2 separate regions of the Mus musculus genome follow, and region 2 is linked to region 1. The links are chromatin loops, found by intact Hi-C in ENCODE. Cell type or tissue: heart. All regions are shown on one strand.

Region 1 (8,000 bases):
CTAGGGAGGTCACAGTGGACAGCACAGGGAAGCCAGCTCAGAGCCTGGGGTCTGACCTGAGAGCGACATGCTGCCAGGAACAGTCTGCTTTTCACAGACAGTGGGTGTCGATTCCTCCGAAGCTGTTTTCAAAGCAGACAGAGCCTGTTGTGACACTGGAATGGTCGGTGACCTTTTAGAAAGATCAGGATTCCCTGGAGGGGGTGCATGGGAAGACAAGCAGGACCCCAGCACCCAGACGGTCTTGCTGGACTCCAGAGTCCAGAAGTCAATGGATCCCAAGGCACAGTGGTCTCCATTGTGCTATCTCCAAGCTAAATATTTTCTTAACTGGCAGCAGTTAGGAATCTACAATAGAGGAATTAATTTTTTTAAAGAAAGAAACACAGAGATGAAGAATTAGCCTGTTTACATAAGGAGATTTTACTACATGGGTCCTTACCCTTCCACAATGACATTATAAAAATAGTGTAAGCTAAGGTTCTTTTGGAAATGCAAACATATTTTGAAGATGCTATTTGAAAAAACAACAACAACAAAAAAAATCCCCACTGGTTTTTGAGGCTTAGTTTACTTGGAAATGTAAAACAATAATAATCCATAAAAACTTGCTACACTAATTAAGAGGATGCTAATACGGCTAAGTACTCTGGAAGTAACGCCTGAGTAAGTGCCGAGTAAGCCAAGCTTCAGATTGGGACGTGCTTCCCTCCAAGAACAAGCAGGAAACCAAGGAGTGCATGAGAAAGGGGCACCAAGGAAGACATGTGTCTGCCTGCCTGCCTGCTCACACCCTGCCACCCCATTCTCCTTCTTTCTCTTGATTCCCAAGACAGGGTCTCGTGTAGCCCGAGGGAGTCTTGAAATTGCTACGTAGCCAAAGATGACGTCAAACATCTGATCCTCCTGCCTCCACCCCTCAAATGCTAGGATTGTAGGTATGAGCAATGACATGGCCAACTCAAGGCTGTTCTTAATAACAGATTTGAAAGCATGTACTTTTGTCTGGTAGGCCTCCAAAAGGCTCTAAGATTGAATAACCTTTCAAAGAGAGACTAATAAAAATAGATTTCTCTCTGACATTACTTGCCTTTGCAGGACATTTAGTGAGTCCCCTGAGAACTGACCTTTCAAAGAAGACAAGAGACTGAAAAGGAAGACAAACCTTGGCGGGGAGGGGTGGGGTGGGGTGGGGTGTGGTGGGGTGGGGTGGAGGGGGTGTAAAGGGGGGTAAATGTCAGAAAGAAAACTATTTCAGGTTCCCAAGCACACAAGGACTAGTTCTCCACACACTGCAGCTGCTGTCCTAGGGCTGCCGTGAGCACTCACTGTAAAGACATGTGCCAGGGCCTGGGACAGTGGTCTCGCCCTCTCCTCTGCCTGTTCCCACATGAGATACTGACAAGTGAATCTTCCCAAGGTGGTGGATGGCAAGGACAGAGAGCTTTACAAAGAAGAGAACACTTGGGGGCTCAAAGGACACTTGGTAGTCACCATGTAGGATTTCCAGAGACTCCTGTATCTACATTGCATGAGCTCTTGGGGATTCAGCATGATAGTTTGCCAGAGCTGGTTACTGGCATGCCAAAACACCAAAAGGACATCCTTACGTCACCCTATTATGTGAGACCCAGCTCTGGTCTGACTCGAAACATCTGACCACTGGCAGTTTGTGACATTTTAGAGAATTATATGTTCTGATTGGGCATGGCCATCCATGACTGTAACCCCAGCACTTGGGAGGCTGAGGCAGGTGGACTATCACAAGTTCAAGGTCAACCGAGGCTGCTTAGTGAGTTCCAGGCCAGCTTAAGCTACAGTGTATATAACCCTGCCTTAAAAACAAAACAAAATAAAATAGTAATTAAAGCGATTATGCTTATCCTGACCTTCAGATTCTCCTTGTTGGCACAGTTGGCTGCTGAGGACCACACTTTGGCAACAGTCTAACAGTGTGGTCCATGATCAGGGGTCTGGGCACTGACATTTACTTCCTTTCTGAGGTCAGACAGGTTTATTATACCAGTGTCCAGAATCAAGGCAAAGCAGCTATAGGGGCTACCCCAAACTCCTCACCCACTCCTTGCCTTCTAGCCTCTCCACCCCAACTTCTACCCCTTCAGACTATAGACAGGGTATCTGGTCACTCTAGTAGCCATTCCCCAGGGACTGTGGTGGTTGGGGGCGGGGAGGGGGTCTGTGAGAAGCCCCTTTGTTCTGCAGATGCCTTCTGTTCATCTGAATGCAGAGGGATAATGAATTACAAGGCCCCATTAAGGTCTGCTGATGCTGGTGCAGGCAATATGTGTTGAAGTTGTCATGAAAACATCCCTCCCTCTTTGTCAGAGGGTTTGATGATAAGTTGGTTCCTGTTTATACCAGTACAAAGTATTTTGTACGGAGTGGGCACTGGAGTGTACTGACTGGCCCCAGTGCACTCTGTAGAATGGAATTCTTCACCATGAGAAATTTTCCACTACAGTCAATCAACAATCCTAGCCAGTTACAATTTTTATTTTTTCCTTTGCACGTTCCAGGATTCACCTTACAGGACTCACGGGGACCGCGGGCAAAATAAGTAGCATCAGCCAACCAGGAAGTGATTTTAGCACAAAGGATTCGGACAATGACAAATGCATCTGCAAGTGTTCCCAGATGCTCTCAGGAGGTAAGGCGACTCTTCCTATTTGAATTGGCAAGAAGCAGCTGCCTAGCATAGACGACTGGCAGTGTAAGCTCCGACTGGAATGCATGCCTGACAATGAACAGCCTTACTTCCGTAAGAACACAAGCCATCTGCCTCCCAGTTCATTGGTTGGGCCTCCTTTTAGTTCAAGTGTGACATGAAAGCACAGCATGGAGCTGGAATTGTCACAAGGGTGACAGTGTACTCTCAGGATGCTTGGGAGTGAGCGAGGGGACATTAAGTGGCTCACTGACCAGATGAAAAGAGAAGGGTTTGGCTCCATACTGCTTTGTTTCTGTTTAATATCCAGCCCAGGGCTTTTCAGCTGTCTCTTTCATGCAATGATGCTTACATATAGCAAGAAAGTGGGCTGGGGAAGACAGCTCAGTGGGTAAGGTGCCTGCCATGTGCATGTTCAGGTCTGTAGCACTCTTGTACAAAGGTTGAATATGTGGTGTGCAACAATTCCAGTGCTGGGGCTGGCTTGCCTGTCAGTCTAGCTGAATCCATGAGTTCAAGGTTTGATGAGACTCTATCTCAAACCTGTGAGATGGCTCTGTGGGTAAACATGCTTGCCGTCAAGCCAGACATCTGAGTTTGATCCCTGGGTTCCTCATGGCCAAATGTGAGAACTGCTCCTTGCAATTCTCTGATCTCCACACCAGAAATAAATAAAATTAATTAAATTATATGAATAAAAGCTTCTAAGACAAGTAAAAGATCTAAGCTTGAACAATGCCTGCTCTTCAGTAAAGAATTCGTGCAGCAACAGTAACAAGAGGATATATTCATGAAATGAAATTTAGAAATTGAGATTTCATGAAAGAATTAGGTCCCACTCTCTGGCAGATCCTGGATTCTTGGGGTAGCAGATTGGCCACTTGGTGGCATGAGTTTTCTCTATTAGCTGTAATTATTCAAAGGAGAGAACCCCAGTGAACTGCTGTAAAGGGGGCTGGACTCTCATCTCACTGTAACAGCTGTCTTTAAAGCCACATAACAGCCGGGGTAGGGGTAGGTTCTGGGGCCACAGCACCCCTGATCCCGAGCCGGCTTGCTGTTCGTTCCCACACTTAGACCTCTCTGGAGAGGCTGACTGTTCTCAGACCACCCGTGTGCTGCTATTCCAGAGAGCAGGAGAGCTGCTTCCCAACCAAGGACACAATTCATTTATTTACCCAGCTCAAGATTTAAGGGCTGAGAATGGAGCTGGGAGAGACTTGGGAGGAGGCAAGCAGCCAGGGGAGGGAAAGTGGGGAGGTCTGGCTTGTAAGAGGCCAAGTTCCAAGCCATGGGCTGGCCCATAGGGAAGGTGGCCCGTGAAAAAGTGCACAGGAGCAATGACTCCAATGGTGCCCAAAGGCTAAGGCAGATCTGTAACTGACATTTCTCTCCAGCCCTAGGGTTTTACACAACACAGGCTCTTTTTATACATTCCCATTTCTCAGAATCAACAGCTAGGGGTGTCTCCAAGTGGTAGTGCCCAGGTGGCCTCAGAATTGGTGTTTCACCCACATTCTTTACTGTCTACTCGTTGTTGTTTTCTGGATTTAAAAAGAAACAAATACTATACAACCAGTGTCTCTCCCACTTGAGGCTTAAAGATAAATTCAGATTAGTACATTGTCTAGGTTTCTCCTTCATATGGTGAATCCCACTGCCTGCCATGCTCCTATTTGTGGGTAGACTCCGGAGCTACAACGGGAAAGATCCTTACTGCTGCCTGACTCTCCCTCAGTACCACACTTTGTAGTGTTAAGGTTCCTTTTTCCCTAGCTCCCCAGAGAGCTAGACACACTTGGCTTCTGTTCCAAACAAATATACATGATGGAGGGGGATGGGAACCACTTGGCCCACCTTCTACCCACATCTGCCAGCAGTCTCACCATGTCTTCACCCCACAATGCACTGTGGATGATAGCTTTTCACACAGCACTGACCGACATTTCTTCATGTAGCAAGGGTTCTGCACAAAGCAGCTAGGGCATGTGTAAGAACTCATGCTACCACAGTACTGGGATTGCACTGGTGTGCAGTCTGTGTTTATGGAGTAACAAATCAATGTGGCTCTTTCCACACCATGGGGTGTGTGTGTGTGTGTGCCCAGCTAAGTCCTGCAGACAAGCTGCAGCTACCCAGTCCTAATTGCTTCTGTGTTTCGCTTTCACAGGCTGGTGGTTTGACGCATGTGGTCCTTCCAACTTGAATGGACAGTACTACCCACAAAAACAGAATACAAATAAGTTTAACGGTATCAAGTGGTACTACTGGAAGGGGTCCGGCTACTCGCTCAAGGCCACAACCATGATGATCCGGCCAGCAGATTTCTAAATGCCTGCCTACACTACCAGAAGAACTTGCTGCATCCAAAGATTAACTCCAAGGCACTGAGAGACACCAATGCATAGCAGCCCCTTTCCACATCAGGAAGTGCTCCTGGGGGTGGGGAGGGTCTGTGTGTACCAGACTGAAGCGCATCACTTAAGCCTGCACCGCTAACCAACCAAAGGCACTGCAGTCTGGAGAAACACTTCTGGGAAGGTTGTGGCTGAGGATCAGAAGGACAGCGTGCAGACTCTGTCACAGGGAAGAATGTTCCGTGGGAGTTCAGCAGTAAATAACTGGAAAACAGAACACTTAGATGGTGCAGATAAATCTTGGGACCACATTCCTCTAAGCACGGTTTCTAGAGTGAATACATTCACAGCTCGGCTGTCACAATGACAAGGCCGTGTCCTCGCACTGTGGCAGCCAGTATCCAGGGACTTCTAAGTGGTGGGCACAGGTTATCATCTGGAGAAGCACACATTCATTGTTTTCCTCTTGGGTGCTTTACATGTTCATTTGAAAACAACACATTTACCTATCTTGATGGCTTAGTTTTTAATGGCTGGCTACTATTTACTATATGGCAAAAATGCCCACATCTCTGGAATAACCACCAAATAAGCGCCATGTTGGTGAATGCGGAGACTGTACTATTTTGTTTTCTTCCTGGCTGTTAAATATGAAGGTATTTTTAGTAATTAAATATAAGTTATTAGTTGAGGTGATTATGTTTAATTTTTACGATAATATTTACGATTTTGTTCTTTGGTCTCACATACACACACACAGACACACACACACACAGACACACACACACAGACACACACACTCCCGTGTCTTGTAACAAGGAAGACTGCTGTTAATGACGAAAATGCTGTTTCAAGAAGAAGAACTTCGCCACTGAGCAAAGTGCTCTAGCCTAGAGATGTGCTCCCTAATTTAACAAGATAATATTTTAGAAAATGAAGCTAAAACTTAATTTATAGTGGAGGAAAATCACCCTACCTGGGACATCTACAAAGCCATAATTCTCTGAATTAACTTTTAGAAAAAATTAGTTTGCCTCAGTAACATTTTTAATATCCACTAACAAGCTGAAAGTGTTTCAGACTGTAAAGCCAAAATGTCCTGCTCACAATGTAACCAGATACCCCTAGAAAAAGTTTCAGAACACAACTTTATGCTTAGAATTGTCAAACCTTAACTCCTTCTGTTCTAACCCTCCTAAGCCTGCAGAGTGGCCTCTGCAGCAATGAACACTTGTACAGAGCACTAGTGCAATTTCTCCTGTAGCCTTCCTTGTCTGTCTGTCCATCCATCCATCCATCTGTCCATCCTTCCTTTCTAGGTGCTATTTTTTAAGTTTATTTCTATAATGCAAAGGTTCTCAACCTTCGTATGCTGAGACACTGTAACACAGTTCCTCATGTTGTAGTGACACCCAGCCATAAAGTTATTTCACTCCCGTAAGTTTGCTACTGTTATGAATAGTGATGTAAGTATCTGATTGCAGGATAGCTGATATGTGACCCCAAAAGGTCTCTGCCCACAGGCTGAGAACCAACGCCTTAACCCATCTCCTTTCACACAGCCTTGGTGTGTTCTCTGGTCAATCCACAGACTCGGGGTAGCCAAGGCGCTCTTCTCCTCTGCCACGTTCACTTCCTGCCAGCTAACTCCAGAGTGAAGAACTCTGTCCCTGCCTTTTGACCACTGTTTCTATTATTACATTTAGGAAATGTCGACAGGGCCAACATGGCTTTGTACCCAGTTAAAATATGTGACACCAAAAAAAACAAAACAAAAAAAAAAAAAAAAACAAAACCCCAAACAATCCAGAGCTTGAAGGCAGCAGCATGTTTCTAGACTGACCATAACAGCAAGAGCTGAGGTGGGAAACGGTCAAAGATGGTCACCCAGGAAGGGCAGGCAGCAGTGGATGCAGGAAGATGGAGGCTAATAGCGCTGCTCAGAGTTACACCTTCTCTCTTAGCTCAGAGAACGGGAAGAAGTACGGTTTCCACTTTACTCTTCAGCTCCTTACACAGTATTTTAAATAAACAGAATTACTGGGAGGAATTTTTTTTTTCTGTTCTTAAGAAAACATTTACAAAGCTGAAAGGAAATCAAAACAGTAATCTTGAAATGAAAACAGAAACAATGAGATGGGCTAGATGAGCGAGCGACTGGGGTCAGAGGTCAGCTTCCTGCTGGTCCCTGTGCAGGCCCACTTGGACAGCTACACAAGAGCACAGGGGACAGCCAGAACAACCACTGTCTTTCAGAGACTCATCTTTTCAGATTAACTATCTCAAACCAATCAACATGTTTGGAAATGAAAGCTGACTTCTGTACAGCCCCTGCTGCCAGTCAAACCTTAATTATTTGAGAAGTTAGAATTCAGTTAGCAAATATTTAAAATAATTGAGAGTTCATAAAGTGGAGCATAGGAAAGATATCAAAATAAAGACTACATCACAATCCTGGCAGGCCACAGCTTTTATACCTATTGGTTTTATCTGTATTAGCATTAACCTTAAGAGCTGCACAGCCCATCACAATGCTGGCAGACCACAGCTTTTATATTTATCAGGTTTATCTGTATTAGCATTAGCCTTAAGAGTGGCACAGCCCTATAGGCTTTCATGATTAATTAGTTTTAAAAATCCTTTTTTTGAGGAAAGGTCTCACTCTCCAGCCCGGGACAGCAGCAAGCTTGCAGCAATCCACCCAATTCTGTTTCCTGTGTGCTGGACTGCCTGGCTTAGGGGACACTCTTCAAGGTGACATTTCTCACGGCACTTTTCAAGTGTTTTCCTCAAGTTTTCACTTGTGATGTCACAAATAAATAAACAGATGCCATTCATTTTTGGGATAACATCCTTTTTGTCTGAATAAGACCTCTCTTAACCTATGGTGCCAAGTTTATGATCCTAACAGTTTCCTAGACGACCATGTTGCTTTTACCACTGTCGGACAGCATTGA
Region 2 (8,000 bases), 62 kb after region 1:
TTTACGAAGTAGAAACAGATGTGAGGCGCAGCATGTCTACCACTATCCTTTAATAGGAATTCGAGAATTAACACAGGCAGAAAGTGAGAAATTGAGGTGGAAAGGTTTATTCTTTCTAACAAAGGAAACTTCTTGTTAAATTGTTCATAAAAGTATTGAATAAAAATGTGAAGAGTTAATGATTATACCCCACTGTTTCAAGATCAGCCACTGACTTCTTGGTTGCTTTCTTTAGAAGCCTCATTGCACACTATCTTAGAGTCAGCAAGCTTAAGTGGGGTGGAATGGCACTGAATAGCCCTTCATGTCAACAAGAAGGATAGAGGGTCTGTGTAGCTGATGCTCAGAGCAGCCTTCCTGGCTCTATTTGGGGCAAGTATGGAATTTCCGTTTCAGCCCAAGGATTTATGGTTGTATCTAGGATGGATCTCCAAAGAGTTGATTGTCCCAAATCCAGATTGGGCTGATAGTGGACAATATAAAATATTCGTGAGTCTTCTTAATGTTACTAAGTATAAAAAAGTGCTTAGATTTAGGCTAGAGAGGGGTTTTCATGTCTTAGGAGCCCATGTTGTCTTGTGGTAGTGACGTGATAATTTACAGAATATTTCCATCAGAGTCAAACTTAGTCACACCCACCCCTGCCTGTGTCCCAGCAAGCCGGCCCACTTCACAATCAGCACATTTCCCAGTGTCCTCTGAGTACTGGAGTGCCACCCAATGCCCATGCCCTTCATGCAGTTTCTGAAGCCTAATGGTCTGGACTGAAGACAGGAAGGTTGAGCCCTGGATGAAGAAACACACATTCTTCTAATGACTGCACACCTGCAGTGCTAGGGTTTAGGGTGTGCCGGGCTGTTTGCCCCACTTAAATTATATTTACATATCATATAATATTCAAGTGCTTTGTAAAAAAGATAAAAACTCAAAACACAAGACAGGATATTCTGAACTGTCAAAACATTATACTTTTTCATATTTACTATAGTCTATGTAATTTTATACATTTTTGAAAACACATAATAATCTAGATGTAACAATACTATTATGAATATAATATAAATTATTCAAAACCCAAGCTATTTACCAGCTTAAAATCCAAAAATCATTTAATTGATGTACTGAGCCAATTTAGGTGAGTTTATTCTCAAAGAGCTAGAACTGTGATTATTTCAGCCCAACACAGCTGCCCTAGCCACAGTGGGTGAAACCACCTCAAGTGTAGAACTGATCAAGAGTCAGTTGGATCATATTTAATATTAGCCAAACTTAAATAATGGTCAAAGGCTGAGTTCAACTTTGCAAAAATCTGTTGATATTTTTGCCATCTTTGCCTAAATCCCTATAATCATATAGCTTATTATTTGTTGATCAACAAATAAATCACTTTAGTAATTATAATTAAGTTACAGATTGGAATAAACAAACCTATTTGAATGGTAGTCTTGATACAAAATAAGCAGAAATCAAAGCCACACCAGAGTTACTTGGGGGCTGGAGAGAGATCCAAAACTAAATTTTTAATTGAGCAAAATGTCTTAATTAATGTTTGCTCTTATTTAACATTGCCCAAAGTTTCAGTGCCCAAAGTAAACAGTGATGACAAATTTCAAAACTTTTTCATAGTTTCTGTTAGCAAAATCATGGCTGATGCTCTCTAGAGTTCTACAGTAGAAGCATGCCAGGTCAAACGGGCAACCCCATTCCCTACGTCAACCAGGGCAAGCCTTCTGACTTGGCCCAAAATTGAGTCTACGCCCAACTCAATCTGGATAGATAAAAGCCAGCCTTCCTCAGGAACTTGTGAAAATAGTTCCCAAGCCAAAAGGAGTCACTTTTCTTATGTGCAGCAGAAAGGACATATGGCTACACTAACATGTATCTGTGGCTGTATCAAAGCCCATGCTGCCGCCAGGCTCCCTCATTGATAGCATTTAGTATACAAGCCTCCACCCTAGCCTCCAACCTGCAACCTTTGAACCTCAGATCCCAGCTCTCTTCAGAGCCCTCAGCCCTGGGTACTCCTGCTAGCCTCAGCTTCTCTCTCTCTCTCTCTCTCTCTCTCTCTCTCTCTCTCTCTCTCTCTCTCTCTCTCTCTCTCGCTCTCTTGTTCTCTCCCTCCCTCCCTTCCTCCCCCACCCCCTGCATCTCTTGCTCCCTTGCTCCCCACCACTCTTGAATTGCACTCTTCACCTCTTGCTCATCTCTCTTCTCTGGCAGATCGCCATGGCCACAGCCAGTCTGGTTCTCTTTCTCTCTGTGTTGGACTATTCCAGATGCTTCTGGATACTTTCTTATTCATAAGAAAAACCTTCCTAGTTATGGAGCGGTCTTTTGGCGGTTTCTTTACTGCATTCCTCACATTAAAACCCTTACTAAATAAACTCAAATTAAAAATAAAAAGAAAAGAAATTCCTCTATCAGTTATGTCTCTGGTGCAGTCATGCTGAGTGAGAGAGGCATATAGGAAAGGTATACAGGTCAACAGTTTAAAGTAAGCACTACTGTTTCTTTTAATCCACTAGGACAAAGCCTGGGGAGGTATTTTCATGGTGACACATTTGACTACAAAGTTCAGGTCAGGGCCTCCCACCTATCCCTCAAGAGCATCATTGGAAATATCAATTCCTTAAAATAAAAGGAGAGGGGGAAGGACTTAAATTATAAAGATTAAGGACAGATTTAAAATACGAGCACAGTATTACACACTGGCAGAACAAACAATACTTGGGAAATGAGGCTCACATACTTTCACTATATCCTGTGGCTATGTTCTCCTTTTCTTCTACAGACTTTTCTACATTACAATCCTCTCCCAAACTGAGATTACAGATGTGTACTTCATCTTCAGGAGAGGCTGATGCAGGAGGCGTGCTACCTTCTTTGGGGGAGCCTTTTCCATCACCTGGGTCTCTGGTTTCTGTACTATTTCCTTTCAAGGGTGTGATGTGGTGGGCAGAACTAGACAGGGTGTCAGGGTGGCTGCTTCCCTCTGGGCCTGTGTCATCCCTCAGCTGAGGGCCAGGCTGACTGCAAAGCCCTGGGCTGTCGTTAGCAGAGGTCTCCACCAAAAGCAAGCAGGTAGAAGCTGTATTCACTTCCTCCTTGACAGGTTTCTCAAGACTAGAGGCACTTTTTGAAATTAAGTCACTAATGCTGCTGATGGATCTGTGCTTTTCACCAATGCAGGTAAAATCACACATTTCCAGCATGTTTCTTCGCTCCCACTTTGAGAGACCTCTGCAGTGGAACAGAGAAGGGCTTGCTAGTTGCTGAGCCTCAGGAGGAAGTCTCTCCGAATTCCTCTCCTTGAGATTATCAGGGGAAAAATAGTCCTCATAGGAAGAAGCCTCAACGTCAGGAGTTCCCGGAATGAGTCTGATTGTGGACGGCGGGCTCTGGTCGGACTTGAATAACTGTATTGCCAGAGCAGACTTTCTCTTGTACCTCTTCTTCAGTTTTCCTTTTGGAGATGAACCCAAGTCCGCTGCCCTTTTTCTCTTTGCAGAAGAATTCTTGGGTCCCAACCGTACTTGGTGTTCTTCTATGATGGACATCGTAGGAGACAGACAGAGCTTCTCATCAGGCACCCCCTGAGATACACCTGCAGCTTGCTTTCTCTCGGAATCAGCTACCGCACCTGTAGCATCCTTCTGACAGTTGATGCTCTCCTTTGAAGGACTGTCTGGAGCTTTCTGAGGACGTGGCTGCCTGAGATGGTTGGGTGATGCTGAGCCATAAAAACTGCTTGCCCTCAACACAGGTGAGGAAGGGCATGTCACCGTGGTCATCTCATTAGCAGATCTTCCCAGTTTCCTTTCTTGATCTCCACAGGAATCACCGAAAGATGAGTGGGAGCCACTGGCAAAGGATTCATCTGCAGAGATCAACAAAGAATCGCCTTTAAAATGTGCAAGTGACCAGACAGGGTGTCACTGGTCATTGTGTAACTCTAGCTGGCTTGGAACTCAAGAGAGAGTCTGTCCCTGCCTCCTGAATGCTGGCTTGGTTTAAAGGTATGTGCCACCATGCTTGGCTAGGCTTTGGTCTTCTATAAGCCATTTCTCCTCATAAACAGAACACGGCTCCTCATATCTGTCCCCTGTTCTTCCATCAAGTCCTCATGTTTTATTTATATTTCAAATGAAGCATGTGGGGCTCTCAATATTCCGATCTCTCATGAAGTCTGCACTTCTCTCAGAAGTAATGATACGCTGTCCATCACCTCTGCAGGCTCCCCACTCTGACCCCAGCTTTCTGACACATTTTGCTGTGGGTAAACACAACTCATCCTTCAAAACCAGCTCAGTGTCAGTGTCACCTGTGACTCTCCTGATCCTGTCAGGTCACAGTGCTAGCCCCTCCTGGGACTCAGCATGCTACTGTCCTCTCATTATACTGAAGTACTAGAGGGCAGTCAGCACTTTCTGCTCACTTTCCTGAACCTGTGGTCATTACTCAGACCCAGTTCTACTGGTACAGTGCTGCCCAGCTGAAGGCTTCCTTTTTTAGAGAAAAGACACCATCTGGAGGCAGTGCTGGGATTCTAACTTAAACAACTCGAGCTCGGCTTTCAGAGCAGAGTGGTGGCAACAGAGATATCCTGTCCTTGAAGCTGTGCTCTGGGAAGGGAGGGGCAAAAGCAAAGGTCAGCTGATACTGGGCCTCTGCTGAAGTGCTTCCAAGACAGCAGTTGGAGTGATACTGAGATTTACTCTTAGGAACTGAATGCATTAATCACTCTTCAATAAGCCACGATTCAGTGTGGCACATCACTAAGAGCATAAATTCTTAGACTACTTATGTCAGAAGCCTGGGTGTATCACTCACAACCTCAGGATCTTGCACAATCCACTTGACCTCCTGGTTTTCTCTTCTGTGAAATGGGAGTGGGGATGCAGCCTACCTCATGGAGACTTGGGGTGTGTGTGTGATACAGTGAGACACAAGAACAGTATAGGGAAAGGTAAGCCAGCATTGTTATCGCCATTTGCTTCCAATCTATGGGAGATATAACTGAGCAAAGAAAAGATGAATGGGTAAACAAGCTCAGAACATGCAGGACAGACTGCCAGAATACACCCCACGGACAGGAAGAACACCTAGCTGAATCTCCTCATGTGGCGTTTGAAGCCCTTTTGAACACAGTTGTTTAGGGTTTCCACAGACTTCACTTAGGCCCCCATGGACTTACGTGAGGGAAGTGTAAAGAACTCAACACCTGACAGCTATATAGCCTTGAAAAAAGGTCAAGGGCTCCTATACTATTTAACACAGACTCTTTTCAATAATATGCTTCATGGCTTAATTAAACACGAATAATTCCTCTTTAGTGCTAACTGTGCTCAGATATACATTTACACTGCATTTAAATCATATATAGTCACAAGGATTTCCACAACAAAGCAAACAATCAAACAAATCCCCAGGGAGGGACTAATAAGAGTTCAAGCAGGAGGTCCCCAATACCATAAGACCAAATCTCATGGAGAAACTTAGGTCTACTCAGCTGCTTGAGTGGTTAGAACGGACCACACGACATCTTGGCATGGTGGAGCATTTTTGTAATCTCAGTACTCGAGGAGACAAGGACATGGTTCTAGTTGGAGGCTAGCTGGGTATCTATTGAAGTGCCATGCTAGCCAGAGCTCCACAGAAAAAGTCTAGCTCAAAAAGTACAGTGTGAGAGGAGACACACACACACACTTTTCAAATCATAAGTCTGTTACAAAAACAAAATACATATTACAATTTTACCTGAACTCAAAGGTTGGTGAGAAATGTTCAAGGATGTTTCAAACAGACTGACACATGGATTCTGCTGAGACTGCTCCAACATCTGGGAGGCTGATAACACAATGACAAGTTTCAATAACTGGATGGCAGAATTGCCTACTGGACAGGGACAAGAGCATATCTACCCATTCTGCTCCTGATCCCATATACACAGGAAATTAATCTTACCTTTAGGCTAAGCTTAATATAATTCGAGAACAAAAACTATATCAGTTATACTGTAGATTTAAGACTGACAAAATGAATCCCTATCAATCACTGCCCCACAAACATGATCACACAATCACATGAGATGGGACTTTCAAAATCCAACTTGTATGAAGCTTAAACCAAATTAAGTGAATGTTTTCGGTTTGAGAACTGAAGTTTCTAATATTTACTTCTAAGTAAGTAAAAGTCCAGTGCTGACACAGACAGGGGCAACTGGTTTAGAAAGACTACACAATAACAAATTGTCCCCAAAAGTCAACAGTGTTTCAGTTAAGAAACCAGTTTTAAAGAAAATATCTAGAACATCAATGATTCAATAAATGAGGCTCTAGGCGCTATCTTCAAAAGCTGTCCATACAAGAGACAAAACAAACATATCCAAAGATTTTTAAAATTTATTTTAAATTATGTGTATTTATGTGTTTCTGTGTATGGGTATGGGACATGAGTATAGAAGAGGTACTGGGATCCCTTCTAGTTGTAGTCACAAGATGTTTTGAGCCACCCAACATTCTTCTGGGAACTGTTCTTGTGTCCTCTGGAAGTACAGTACTTAAGCATCCTCTAAAAGTCGTTTTTTCAAAAGGAAAATCAGAGGATGTTTCCCTCAGAAAACTTAATAAAGTGACTATAAAGCAAGGGCATATATACAAAGAAGGTATGGGCAGTCAGAAGTCCTCAGATACTGTGGTTGTTCAGTTGTTCTGATGCTGGGAACTGAACCCAGGGCTTTGTGCACACTAGGCAAGAACTGAAATACATAGCCTTAGCCTTTGTACAGTTACTTTGGAAGCAAAGTGGAGGGGGGGGGTGTTGGGGGCTTTAAATTTTTTATTTTTATTTTTAGGGACAAGCTCATTTTAACAAGTTAATTCAGGCTGACTTTACAAGCTGTTCTTGAGCTCCTGCTCCTCCTGCCTCCAGCTTTGAATACTAGGATTTGAATTACAGACATGCACTCACCACAGTGGCCTTTCAGCTGTGGGGTTTAAAAATCTCTGACTCAGTTCATATACGCGTTGAATCAATTTGGACATGCACATGAGACAGAGCTATATACCTGCTTCAGCTGCCAACAAAACCATGATGGTGTCTCTGTAAAAGCTACAGTTCATCTCAGTCTTACTTGTTACCATGGCTGATACTCATGGACCTGAGATGCAGATGAGTCTAGTGTAGTTTGTAATGGTAGCAAGTGAAGGAAAAGGCTTAATAAAATGCGTATGATGTGGCTGGCATGGTAGTGCATACAGTTAACCGCAGCACTTGGGAGGCAGAGGCAGCTGGATCTCTGAGTTCAAGACCACATTGTCTACAAAGCAAGTTGTAGGGCAGCTAGGGCTATACAGAGAAATCCTGTCTCAACAACAACCACAAACAAAAAAGAATATTCTAATGATCTAAATTAAGTAAGAAATAAACTACGGCCGCACACAGAAGGCACACCTGTATCATTCCAACTGTACATACATCAGCAGAGGAGTGTAAGCAGTGGGGAGGCAAGGCTTTGCTTATTCACAGCATTGCTCATCATCTTATTAAAATGTGCTTACTACTACATAGGTAATTAAAATATTCTCCTTTTAAAGAGACCTGACTAACTTAGTTTTTTATTATTTTATTCTGTAAAAAATGTTTTTTATTATTTATGTGTATATGCATGTCTAAATTACACATGTATGCAGGTTCCCACACAGGCCAGAAGAAGGCACTGGCTCCCTTGGAGCTGGAGTCATAGACAGTTATGAGTTACCCAATGTGGTGCTGGGAACTGGGCTCCAATCCTCTGCAAAGGTACCAAGCACTCTAACTTCTGAGCCATTTTTCCGGCTCCTTACTTTTTTTGAAAAAGAAAAGAGATACTGAAAACGATGAAGGAGCTGCAAGAAGGGAACTGAAGAACACTCAACCTTACAAAGCACATTTCTTCTGGAAAAAAACACTAGAAAGGTCTCCACTGAAATTAAGTACTAAATTCAGGAAGCACTCAAAAT

What was found. Hi-C counts contacts between places; a loop is a spot of excess contacts. Peaks named below come from ENCODE experiments on the same cell type or tissue, not always from the same donor. Only the 100,000 strongest peaks of a DNase experiment are listed, where the experiment ranks them.
Region 2: a loop joins it to region 1, with 2.2 times the contacts of the local background. A loop is called at or near these places in 4 of 42 quality-filtered maps.

What each region holds. Positions count from the first base shown.
Region 1 is chr8:18,689,065-18,697,064 of GRCm38, reverse strand. All of the region lies in intron 12 of Mcph1 (microcephaly, primary autosomal recessive 1), which reads right to left. It overlaps Angpt2 (angiopoietin 2), which reads left to right. Exons shown (of 9, transcript NM_007426.4): 8 at 2,538-2,668; 9 at 4,857-6,802. The coding sequence ends at 5,017. Among named protein-coding and RNA genes, the nearest start is that of Angpt2, 48 kb to the left of the region's middle. In heart, a CTCF peak has its summit at 3,549 (motif pointing right); no DNase peak of the experiment used is centred here; H3K27ac peaks cover 1,415 bases.
Region 2 is chr8:18,627,393-18,635,392 of GRCm38, reverse strand. It overlaps Mcph1 (microcephaly, primary autosomal recessive 1), which reads right to left. Exons shown (of 14, transcript NM_173189.3): 7 at 5,758-5,847; 8 at 2,750-3,877. Among named protein-coding and RNA genes, the nearest start is that of Gm25763, 17 kb to the right of the region's middle. In heart, a CTCF peak has its summit at 4,530; no DNase peak of the experiment used is centred here; H3K27ac peaks cover 2,119 bases.